Regions from separate parts of the Homo sapiens genome. Here region 1 is linked to region 2. The links are chromatin contacts, found by Hi-C or POLR2A ChIA-PET in ENCODE. All regions are on one chromosome and are shown on one strand. The core of a region is the stretch at or near the end of the contact, and the rest is flanking DNA. Distances in the headings are between cores, read along the strand shown.

The links. A loop is a pair of places that touch in the nucleus more often than their neighbours do. ChIA-PET counts read pairs that join two places held with the same protein, here RNA polymerase II (POLR2A). Pooled maps may share reads with other maps.
Region 1: a pooled map shows a loop between it and region 2 (2.8-fold over the local background). The contact joins the enhancer-like site here to the promoter of SNRPA1 in region 2. A Hi-C loop is called at or near these places in 2 of 50 pooled maps. POLR2A ChIA-PET finds 5 or more read pairs at or near these places in 2 of 52 experiments (OCI-LY7 and activated B cell).

The regions. Positions count from the first base shown.
Region 1 is chr15:100,939,532-100,944,856 of GRCh38, forward strand. All of the region lies in intron 2 of LRRK1 (leucine rich repeat kinase 1), which reads left to right. Among named protein-coding and RNA genes, the nearest start is that of LRRK1, 23 kb to the left of the region's middle. RefSeq lists enhancers at 2,007-2,146, 2,187-2,336. Within about 2 kb of position 2,085, at least 4 of the 41 ENCODE cell types and tissues checked have a DNase peak (open chromatin) inside an H3K27ac peak, as active enhancers do; they include OCI-LY7, where a contact is called at or near this core.
Region 2 is chr15:101,291,288-101,297,143 of GRCh38, forward strand. SNRPA1 (small nuclear ribonucleoprotein polypeptide A') reads right to left here and starts at 3,961. Exons shown (of 9, transcript NM_003090.4): 1 at 3,810-3,961; 2 at 1,738-1,885; 3 at 675-753. The coding sequence starts at 3,891. SNRPA1-DT (SNRPA1 divergent transcript) reads left to right here and starts at 4,061. Exons shown (of 2, transcript NR_186319.1): 1 at 4,061-4,442. RefSeq lists enhancers at 1,918-1,997, 2,915-3,546, 4,110-4,159, 4,220-4,309 and a silencer at 3,690-3,879.

The DNA.
Region 1 (5,325 bases), core at 835-3,334, 350 kb before region 2:
TAATGATTTTCAGTGGTGTCAGCGCAATCACTCTTTATAAACGTCCTAATGGTTTTTCGACTTTTCACACAATGGTTTTATCAGTCATTGATGGTTGCTTAGATCAATTATTTAATTTGAGGTTGCAAAGTGGTGTTATTTTAAGTCTATCTTACCTTCTTCATTTATCAGCTGAAAGTGATCTCTAAAGAAGAAATTTCTTCCATTAACTCTGTGGTACCCTGAGTTACAGTTTGTACAGCAAAGTCGGGGTAAATAGTTGGGTTTTTTTCTCTTAGTTTTCTTATTCATTCTACTGAAAATAAGTCAATTCCCTAGCACCTTTTGAAGGCGGCCAATGAAGGTGGGGTTTTTTTTCCTTAGTATCATTATGAACTCATGAATTTTAATTTATTTGATTCTTGATGCTAACGCTGTTCCTCTTTTGCCAGTAGGCCCCCTGAGTAGGTTCCTCTATCTTTTGGCATGACCCCAGAAGTCTTTGATAACTTCCTTGCTTTCTGATGTGACAAGACATCCAGGGCCAGATTGTCCATATCCTGCCCCGGATGCACGATGCACTGTTTCTCCAAGAATCCCTGTGTCCTTTGCTGATGATGCCATGATTTTAAGTTCTCTAATATAGTTTTATCTCTTTGTTTCAGATAATGCTTTTGTGTTCTCACATGTCCTGCTCTCTCTCTCTCTCTCATTTTGTTGTTGATCAGTCTTTCCATAAGATTGTTTATTTCACTAGTCCTTCATTCTTCTTTTTTCTAAATTTACTCTTCTTGACTAGTATCCTGTCACTTCTGAGGACTCATATTTTTGCAACTTGAAAATTATTCTTATTTATTTAAGTATATGTTTCTGAAACTCTCATTAGACACATTTTGAAAAACTTCAAAAAATATCTTCAATGTCTCTCACTCTTTTATCTCTGCTCCCGGCCTCCTTGTCTTTTGGTGCTGCATCCTCCTCTTGGTCTTCCAGATTCCTGATTTGTCCTTCAACGGTGTCTCTGCTCTGCAGCTCACCCACTGTGCTTCACAGTGCAACTCTTCTCGTTTTAATTCCCAAGAGTTTTAGTTGATTCTTGTTTGTGGATGCTGCATCCTCCTGTTTCTCTCCAAGACATCAGTAATATTTATTCTGAATTCATTCTCGCTCTGCTAACATTAATTCTGTGTAGAGAGGGGCCCTGGAGGTGCTGGAAAGCTGGAGCCTGAGATTCTGCTTAGGGAAGCTCCCATGCTAACTCAGTCTTTTCCTCCAAGATAAGGATGAACAGTTGACAATACCAAGCTGTGTTGTGAATCAGGAAAGCCCAAAGCTGTCTTATCTCAGTGACTGTGTGATTTGTGTAGGTTTGCCCCGAACAGTAATGTGAGGATGCAGCAAGATGTGCAGGCCCTCTGACCTGGCTAGACCCTGCCTTGCAGAGACATTGTCACTGTCAGCTGCTCACTTCCTCCTGGGGACTCTGAGGCCCAAGGGGGACAGTGGTGAAATATGACACAGCTTCTCCCCTAGGTGATCAGACTGCTTCCAATGAGCCTGTGCCCTTGGCTACATAAAGAGGAAACATAAATATTTTCTGTGTGTGTGTGTCTGTGTGTGTCTCTTTGTATGTGTGTCTGTGTGTCTGCATATCTATGTGTGTGTCTGTGTGTCTTTGTGCATGTGTGTTTCTGTGTGTGTCTGTATGTGTCTGTGTGTGTGTCTGTGTGTGTCTGTCTGTGTGTGTGTCTGTGTCTCTGTGTGTGTCCGTGTGTGTGTCTGTGTGTGTCTATGTGTGTGTGTCTGTGTGTGTGTGTCTGTGTCTCTGTGTGTGTCTTTGTGTGTGTGTGTGTGTGCCTGTATGTGTGTGTCTGTGTCTCTGTGTGTGTCTGTGTGTGTCTCTGTGTGTGTGTGTGTCTGTGTGTGTGTGTGTGTCTGTGTGTGTCTATGTCTCTGTGTGTGTGTGTGTGTGTGTGTGTGTGTGTGTGTGTGTAAGGTGGGATGTCTCTTCCTGCTGATCGGTGGCCTGCCTGTGTGCTGGCTTGGTTAGAGGAGTTTCGTGCTTCTCTTTATGGCGCTGCTCTTCCTCAGATGCTTGCGGGTGCCTGGGTGGATGCTGACTGTTCTGCTCGGGATTCCCCGTAGCTGTCTGTGAACACAGCATTTGTCACAATAGCCTGCGAAGAGGAGGGCCAGGGGACTGTAGCAGGCTGCCTTGGGGACATCCAGAGCATGGCTTCCGGGTGGTGGGCTCCGTGTGCCTCCTGGGAGTTGCCCAGCACACTTTCTCTTTAGCCCACATCGAGTGTAGACCCATCAGTCCCAGGCTGCCTGGCACAAGCTGGAGAGGGGCCAGATCCACAGGAGTCTGCCCACTATGGCTCCCCACTCCTCCCAGTCGCCCTGCTGGTGACCTGGGGACCCTCTTGCTTCCCATGTCCCCCAGCAGCCTCGGAGCTCTCCCAAGCCTTCTCCACCTCACGCACAGTGGATTCCGGTCTTCTCAGGTCACTTCTTTTCCCATGCTAATAAGGCTTGTTGATATTTGTAATAATTTCTAAGGATTTGGAGCAGGAGGTGGTGGCTGCAGCCGGGCTCAGCCTACTGTCTTGATCTCATCTTCCAGCGTCTCCTGGGCATCTCCAAGGTGTGCACTTGCAGGAAATACTGAGTGAGAATGTCAAGAACCGGCTCTACAGTCGGAAGGAACCGGGTTCAAATCCTGATGCTTCCACAGCTAGTCCTATCTGTGACAGGGGCAGGGTTAGAATCTGTTTGCGGAATGGTTAGCACCATACTAAGTGCACATGCTAGGCAGACCCTCAAAAAAAATGGCCTGTTCTTTTTCTCTTTCTCTGTTGGGCAAATTATGTAGCCTCAACTGGACTCTATTTCTATTAGGGAAAATGATAATAATATTACAATGATTAAAAAGTAGGGTCCTTACAAAATGGTGAGTCCGATTTTATTTGGCTCTAAGCTAGAGAAGGCATGGCTCACAGTTATGGAAGACATGGATTTAAAATGTGGCCAGTCTTCATTTCCAAATGTGTGTACACGAAAGTGTGATGACCCTCAAATCTAATCATCAAAATTAAAGCTGTTTAATTAACATTTTAAATTAAAATGTTTCAATTAAAGTCCAAATCTTTCCTTGCCTTATCTTCAGAATGCTTTTTCTTTTCTTTTTTTTCCAAATTACAAAACCTGTATGTCTCACTGAAGAAAACTGGTACAGTGTGAAGTTCGACAATTCACGGAGTAAGCAAGGCTGACGATGGGTGCCCGGAGTCCCCCTCTGGTTCTGTTGGTAGCAGCCTTGGGTCCTCATGAGGCCTCTCTGCTCACAGTGGGCGGGTGGGGTGTGCACTCACCCGGAGACGGCCTCCATGTCCATGCTGAACAACTCCCAGGGTTCTCCATCCGCCAGTGCTTACTGATCAACCCGTAGTGCTGGCCATCCCTTTTCAACAAGTTTGGAAGGTGCTTTTTTCCCGGTTTTCACAGAGTAACTCAGAAGTGACTTAATAAAAATATGCACAAACTGTCTTGGTATGTTCCAAATTGGGATCTTATATAAAGACTCCTGGGCCTAAGGCAACAGTCTATGTAAAGTGAATTATTTCACTTTCTTAAAATAGGGACAAGATGGCCTGCCTTTCCTTCAAGTGTAATTTTAATCTTTCTGTTTTACTCCAAGGGGGTGTAACAGCTTGCTGAGTCATTGTTTTCTGCCTTTTTAATAAAAATTAATTCAGTGATTTAGAGTGGAAATTCTGCCCCCTCCCTTGGGCAAGTCACTGACTCTCTGGGGACCTCTTTCTTTATCTGTAAGCAGAGCTAATACTAGCATCTGATGGGGTTAAATGAATTAACCTAAGTGTTTCCTTTGAATATTTACTCACTGCCTTTACAAAATAATGTTTCTATTCTCACTTTCTCCCCCAAATTTCTACAAAACAACAAATTTCTATCTTTGTTGTTATTGCCATATGATTTCTAAAAATTTAAATAAACAAGCAGTAGCTTTAGGAAGTTACAAAGATAAACTATCAGAAACTTACTGAATTGGATCTTAGATAATGTCCCTTTTTACTTGGTTCTTTTTTTTTTTTTAAGCTAAAAATAAGTTTAGTTCCTCCTCAGTTCTTGGCATTTTTGTGATCATTTGTTTGCAAGTGATCGTATCTTTTTTTTTTTTTTGTCACTCAGGCAGGAGTGCGATGGTGTGATCTCGGCTCACTGCAACATCCGCCTCCTGGGTTCAAGCGATTCTCCTGCCTCAGCCTCCCAAGCAGCTGGGATTACAGGCGCCCACCAGTATGCCCAGCTAATTTTTGTATTTTTGGTAGAGACAGGGTTTCACCATGTTAGTCAGGCTGGTCTCGAACTCCTGACCTCAGGTGACCTGCCCACCTCGGCCTCCCAAAGTGCTGGGATTACAGGTGTGAGCCACCACACCCGGTCGTGATCCCTTATCTTAAATGTTCAGCCTCCAGCCATTCATAATGAATGCCTTGAACACAGGTCAGAGAAAAATCATGAAGCGGGGCTGTTAGTGAGGTTTGGGTGGGCATGGGGCCTCACAGTGGGGCCCAGACATTCTCAGAGTGTTTCAGTTGCTGAGGAATCATGGAGCTTCTTGCTTTAATATCAGGATATTGCTCATGAAAAAAAGGAGGAGACCTATTGTTGTTCAGCCAGAGCTTGTACTAAATGGAAGTAGTTTGCACCATACACAAGCAGGCTTCTCCATCCAGGAAAAAGATCTGTGACTGCAACAACCACAGCGCAGCATTGATCTAACTCAGCTATGCACCAAAAACCCAGCTGCAGAGCAGTGCAGCACCCAGGAAATGTTAACTCTCGCTGCAGACTGAGGATCTTCTCAGAGTTTGTATCTTAGGTCGAAGGGGTGGGGTAGGCAAGCTTTCACTTCTGTTCAGCATTATCTTTTACAAGGATGGGTTTGTGGCATTTGCTTTAACCTTTCGGAGGCTACACTGTAATCACTCACTGGGTTCACCTCAAATCCTCACATGATAGACACCAGCCTACAATTCTACCAGCTACGGAGGACTCCTGATCTTGGCTTTTTTGCTTCTATTTTGTGTGCTTGCTTTTGTGTTTGGAAGGCAGATGGCAGTCCTAGTATTGAGACAAATCAGCTGGAGTCAATTTCTGTTGTTTGAACTTGAGGGTATATATCTCAGCCTGGAAGACATGCAGAGGAAAAGGAAGAAAACATGACCTCATATTTGTTCCCTTGCCAATATGTTAAAACTTTAGTTGTTTGAAAATGTCATACGGTCTTATGGTTCAAAAATCATAAGTATCGATCTACAA
Region 2 (5,856 bases), core at 2,711-5,210:
AAAAGCATGAAAACAGTTCCAAGTGGATTGTTCATCTAACGTGAAGAGTAAAACAAGGTTTCTAGACTGGAACTGTTCAGCAAGATTTAATGCATATCAGATATGTAATCTAAAATTTTCTAGTAGCCATGTTAAAATAGGTGAAACTAATTTTAATAATATGCCATTTAACTTATTATCCAAAACGTTATCATTTCAACATCGATATAAAAAAATTACTGAGATAGTTTACTTTTTTTTTTTTTTGCACTTAAGTCTTTGAAATCCAGTGTGTATTTTATAGTTCTAGCACATCTCAATTATAAGTAGCCACCTGTAGTTACTGGTACTATATTGAACACTGCAATTGTAGAAAACAACATAGGAGTTTATAACCCTGGAATAGGGGAAATTTAAACATCAAAAGGGCTACAATAAAGAAGAAGATTGATTCATTGGACTGCACCTAAATTAGGAACTTCTCTAACAAGACATCCTAAGTCAAAAGTCAAGTAAAAGTAGGAAAATATTTGCAACATACGGCTGCAGAACCCAAAAGGCCCAGATCCTGAATTAAGAAAAAGACAAGAAAGAGGATACTGAGATCATTTTCTAGATTTTGTAAATTTTCTGTAGGAAGCACATAGTACCTTTAACCCCACCCACCAAATACATTTTCCTTCTGTGCAACTTACCAGTTCCACGAGACTATTATTGGTGAGAATGAGTTCTGTCAGACAGGGCAGAGCCTGATCAAGTCCCTCACCTATACGGCTAAAATAAAAATAGAGTCTTAGTAAAAGTGAAAATTAAATAAGCTAACAATTTTATCTACCTCCTTGCTCAGAGGATCACAGAGAGACACTTAGAGATCCTTCTTCCAACACCCTGATAAAGAGGAAACAAAGCAAAAAGAACCCTTTTCTGAGGCCACAGGGTCAGCAACAGAAGTGGGATTTTAGACACTGCCTGGGGCTAATTCCACTGTCATACCATCTAGTGGAACCTGAGAAAAGGTGCAACTCCTGGGTGGCACAAACTACTTAACTCACTTCATGATTTTTTGTGCAGGCAGCACAGAAATACAAATAATTCTGGATTCCCAGCTCAGGTACAAGACACAACAACTATACTATAGGGGAATGGTTAACCTATGAGAAATATTTCTATCTGAAGGAAATCCCACTCACCACCCAGTACCTTTAAAGACATTATCTATACACCAAGTGCTTTTTTTCCAATAAAGTTTACACAGAGCTGATGAAGGCAGGGTCAAAAAAGATCTCAATTTCAATAAGTAACAGTCTAGAAATTAGTTGCAGTTAAAAAAAAAAAAAAGCAGAGACGCTCAGTCAAAAGTATAATTGTTACCTTTATATATCCTTTTACTATGACCCCTTTGATAATTGTTTTAGAAGCCAAAATGTATACAAAGCAACATGTTTTTATTTAGAAACTTAACCATGAAAATAAAAATACATGATTTCTGAACAGATACAAGTAAGACTAGACTAATGCCAGGTTAATCTCTGGATCTCTATAGGAAAAGTGAAGTTCATTTCTCATTTTAAGAAAAAACATGTATTGAATGTGGCTTCCATTATGGAAAAAATATTTTTTCAAAATATAAATAAAAAAGAAAAAGAAAAAGAAAAAGAAACATGTAGGTTTAACCAGTAGCACGTGCTACAACTTCTTCAGGAAACACTGCAACATTTACTCTAGGGGAAAAAATTACTTTCCCCTACAGACACGTACCATATTCTGTTGTTGTTCACTAACAATGTTTTCAGTCTTCTCAACAAAGGAAAACCATCCAGTTTCCTGATCTCATTGTCAGAAAAATCAATAGCATCAAACTGGTCTAACGTAGCACCTAGATTTTCAATGACGGGAATTTTATACCCTATAAAATGGAGGAAAAAAACACAAGAGGTATTAATATAACTAAACAGTTGCCCCTTAAAGCATTAGCTGTATTTCATAGTATCTGACTCCAGGCTTTGATTTATTCAGGAAGTATTACCTAGCACCTATGTCGGGTCACGCATGACTTGCCGCTGTTTAAGATACTAGAGAGAAAACGCTGAACGAGTCTCAAGTCCCCAGTGCCATGAAGCTTAGAATCTGATGACAACAAGGACAAGGACAATAACAATGGCTGATATAGGCAGCTAACATTTATAAGAACATTTACAAGGTGCCTCACACTGTCCTAAGTCGTTTGGGCTAGTTAAGCGGAATCGGCACAACAGGAGTTTACACTTGGAGCTGCTTAGTCTCAGTGCCCAAACGGCGTTCAAACATTGTGGACGACAGTTCTCCACTCTTGCATCTCCACAGGCCAGATTCTTAGAACCCATCAGAACAGCCTCAACATATCACGACAGTTCTCCCTCCCCTCCCCCAGCTCCAATTCAGAATTGAAGATCAATGGTTTAAATACAGTAATAAATCTGTGAACACTCAAATGTTAATTTGTCTAATTTGGGCATAATTATTGTGTTAGGCACTATAAGAAAAGAAATATTCCGAAGAAGCAAGGTCTACTAAAAAAAGAACTTACCCAAAGTTAAAGGACACAATTCAGAGCTGTACTACACGTACTGCATCAAAATACGTATTCTCAACACTGCACATGCTCCATAAAGAGAAATGGCAGAGATCATCAAAAGTGGTGAGTTGGGCCGGGCGCAGTGGCTCAAGCCTGTAATCCCAGCACTTCGGGAGACCAAGGCGGGCGGATCACCTGAGGTCGGGAGTTCGAGACCAGCCTGACCAACATGGAGAAACCATGTCTTTACTAAAAATACAAAAAATTAGCCGGGCGTGGTGGCGCATGCCTGTATTCCCAGCTACTCGGGAGGCTTGAGACACAGGAATCACCTGAACCGGGGAGGCGGCGGTTGCAGTGAGCCGAGATCACGCCACTGCGCTCCAGCTGGGGCGGAAAGAGCGAGACTCCATCTCAACACAACACAACACAAAACAGTGGGATTTCCCAAAGGTCGGCAAGAAATCTAAGCAGATCCCGCAGCGATGCTGCTCCGAGGCCATAGGTCCCCATGGGAACAAATCTCAGGCTACGACAGCATGGTCTTATCCTCAGAGAAGTTGCTCTATCACGTCCCTTTTAAAGCCGTCTCCTGAAATGCCAACTAGCTAGCTGCCCTCCCAGTATCTTACCAAGTCTTGCTAAGGTTGAAATAGTACAGGAATCTGAATAATTGCGAGCGCTTCCACAACTTACACACAGCACCCGGCGGTGCAAGCCTGGGTGACACAGTTCAATTTTTAAAACGTCTTCATATAGGGGAAACGCCAGACAATTAAAGCTACTAAGTAGAAAATACTGGAGGAAACAATCGCGGTTGTTCGGGGACTTAGTTTCCTCCCTCACATTAGGAATAATGAACACATATCCTATCTACGCTCAAAATATCATCTGGCGGCAAGTATTAAGAACCAATCCCGCGCCCTGCACTTGCGTTACAACCATTAATGAGCCGCTCTTCCGGGCCCTCAAACAGCCAGCGGCGAAACAGCCAAGCAAGGCCTAACAGGGCCCCACGAGGACGCACCAGGAAGTAATGAAGTCACCCGTGCCTGTCAAGAGGCACGGCGCTAACAGAAGGCTCCCAGGAGCTTAACCGGATGCTCATCTGGCAACAACGGCAAGAATCAGGCCCGGCGTTCCCTGCGCAGCCCGGTCGGAGCCCAGACAACCGGCCCGCGGGCCAAGCTCCGGCCTTCGGTGCACGCGGCAAAGCGCGGAAAATAAGGCGGCTCGGTGCCGCCTGGGGACTGGCCGCCCACGCCCCCGGACTCACCCCGGAGGTCCAGCTCCCGGTCGCGCACCGCGTTGGTGTACTGCGCCGCCTGCTCGATCAGCTCCGCCGTCAGCTTGACCATCCTGCAGCCTCCCGTTCCCCCGCGCTGTGGAAAGCCCGTGGCCTCCCGCCAGCGAGACGTCCCAGCGTGCCCCGCGCCCCGCCGCCAGGCAGCACCAATCGCAGCCGCCGAGTGCGCGCGCAGCTCGACCGCCAGGCCGAAGCAATCGAAGAGCCACGCCTCCGGGGGCGTTCTTGCCGGAAGTCGTGGCGCGCGCACAGGGGATGTGTCTCGTTCTGGGTTGTTTCCTAGGGTGTGTTTCGGAGTCTGGAGGACCCCTGATTCCAGACGTTGGTGTTTAAAAGTTAAGGCGAATGTGGAAACACCCGAGGGGAACTTTCTCATGCATTAGCGCACCTCGAGGTGGGAGGGGAAGCGGTGACTGTCCTCCCTCCACCAGCCGTCGCGGGAACCCGTGGGGTTCAGTGAAGGGTCCAGCAGTTCAGGTGCCCGCCCCGGGCCTGGGCCTTGGCTCCGGGCTACAGTGTGAGATCCCGGGCTAGGTGGCCCGCCTGGGGCAGGTCGCCGGGACAACCCCACCGCCCCGCAAGTCCAGCCCGGCCTCGGGCACGGTAGGGTTTGCGGTTAAGCTTGTGACCTTTAGACTTCTGAATATTCATATGTATGAAATGTGATATACATAAAAGTGTGCATATCAGGAATTTACAGTGATTAATGACCAGAGTGAACACAGCTGCGTAGCCGACACCGGGATCCAAAACACCGCTATTCTGAAAGCCTCCCTCTTTCCCAAAAGGCAACCGCGAACTCAACACTACAAATTCGGTTTGCTTGCTTTTGCTATAAATAGAATCATGCAGTATGCTTTTTTTTTTGGCCTAGTTTCATGGAGTCTATATTATGTCTGGAGTCCATCCAGGTTGCATACAGAGATGGTTTGTTTGCTTTTGCTGCTGAAGAGAATTCCATTGTATATATTATACCATAAATTACTTATTCTGCTGTTGATAGACATCAAAGTTGTTTTCAGTTAGGGCTATTCTGAGTAATGCTACTATGAATTTTCTGGTACGTGGTTCTGATGCACGTTTGCATGAGTTTGTCCTGGAGTGGGACTGCTGGGACATAGGGTATATCTATCATCAATAAGTAATGCCCAACAGTTATGCTAAGAGGCTGAAATAATATACACACTCCAGCGGTGTGTAAGGGTTTTCATGGCTTCCAGCTTCAGCCTTCTTGGCATTTTAACTCTATAACTTCAGCTATTCTGATGGGTGTGTGGTGGTATTGCACTACTGCTTTGCTTTGCTTTTCTCTAATAACTAATGAAGCTGAGAACCTTCTCATGTGTATGGTGCCCATTCTGATAGCTTCCTTGGTTAAGTGTTCTTTCGAGTCCCTGGCTCATTTTTTTTTTTTCCTTATGGAGTTGTCTGCCTTTTTTCTTATTGATTTGTGGAATTTCTTTATATATTAGGGATATGAACACACTCTGTGGCTTGCCTTTTCACTCTTAATGGTGTTGATGATTAGATTTTTTTTTTTTTTTTTTTTTTTTTTTTTTAGACAGGGTCTCACTCTGTCACCTAGGCCGGAGTGCAGTGGTGCCATCAGGACTCACTGCAGCCTTGACCTCTCAGGCTCAAGAGATCCTCCCACCTCAGCCTCCCAAATAGCCGGGACTATAGGCACAGGTCAACAGGCCTGGCTAACTTTTGTATTTTTTGTAGAGACAAGGTTTTGATATGTGGCCCAGGCTGGTCTCCAACTCCTGAGCTCAAGTGATCCACCTGCCTCAGACTCCCACAGTGCTGGGATTACAGGCGTGAGCCGCCTCGCCTGGCTGAGAAGTTTCCAAGTTTTATGTAGTTCAATTATTTTCTTTAGGTTAGTGGATTGGGTGTGTGTGCATGTGCATGTGCCTTAGGAAATCTTCCCTTACCCCCATCATATTTTCCTATGTGGTCTACTAGACGATTGTTTTGCTTTTCACATTTAGTTCTGCAATCCACCCGGAGATGA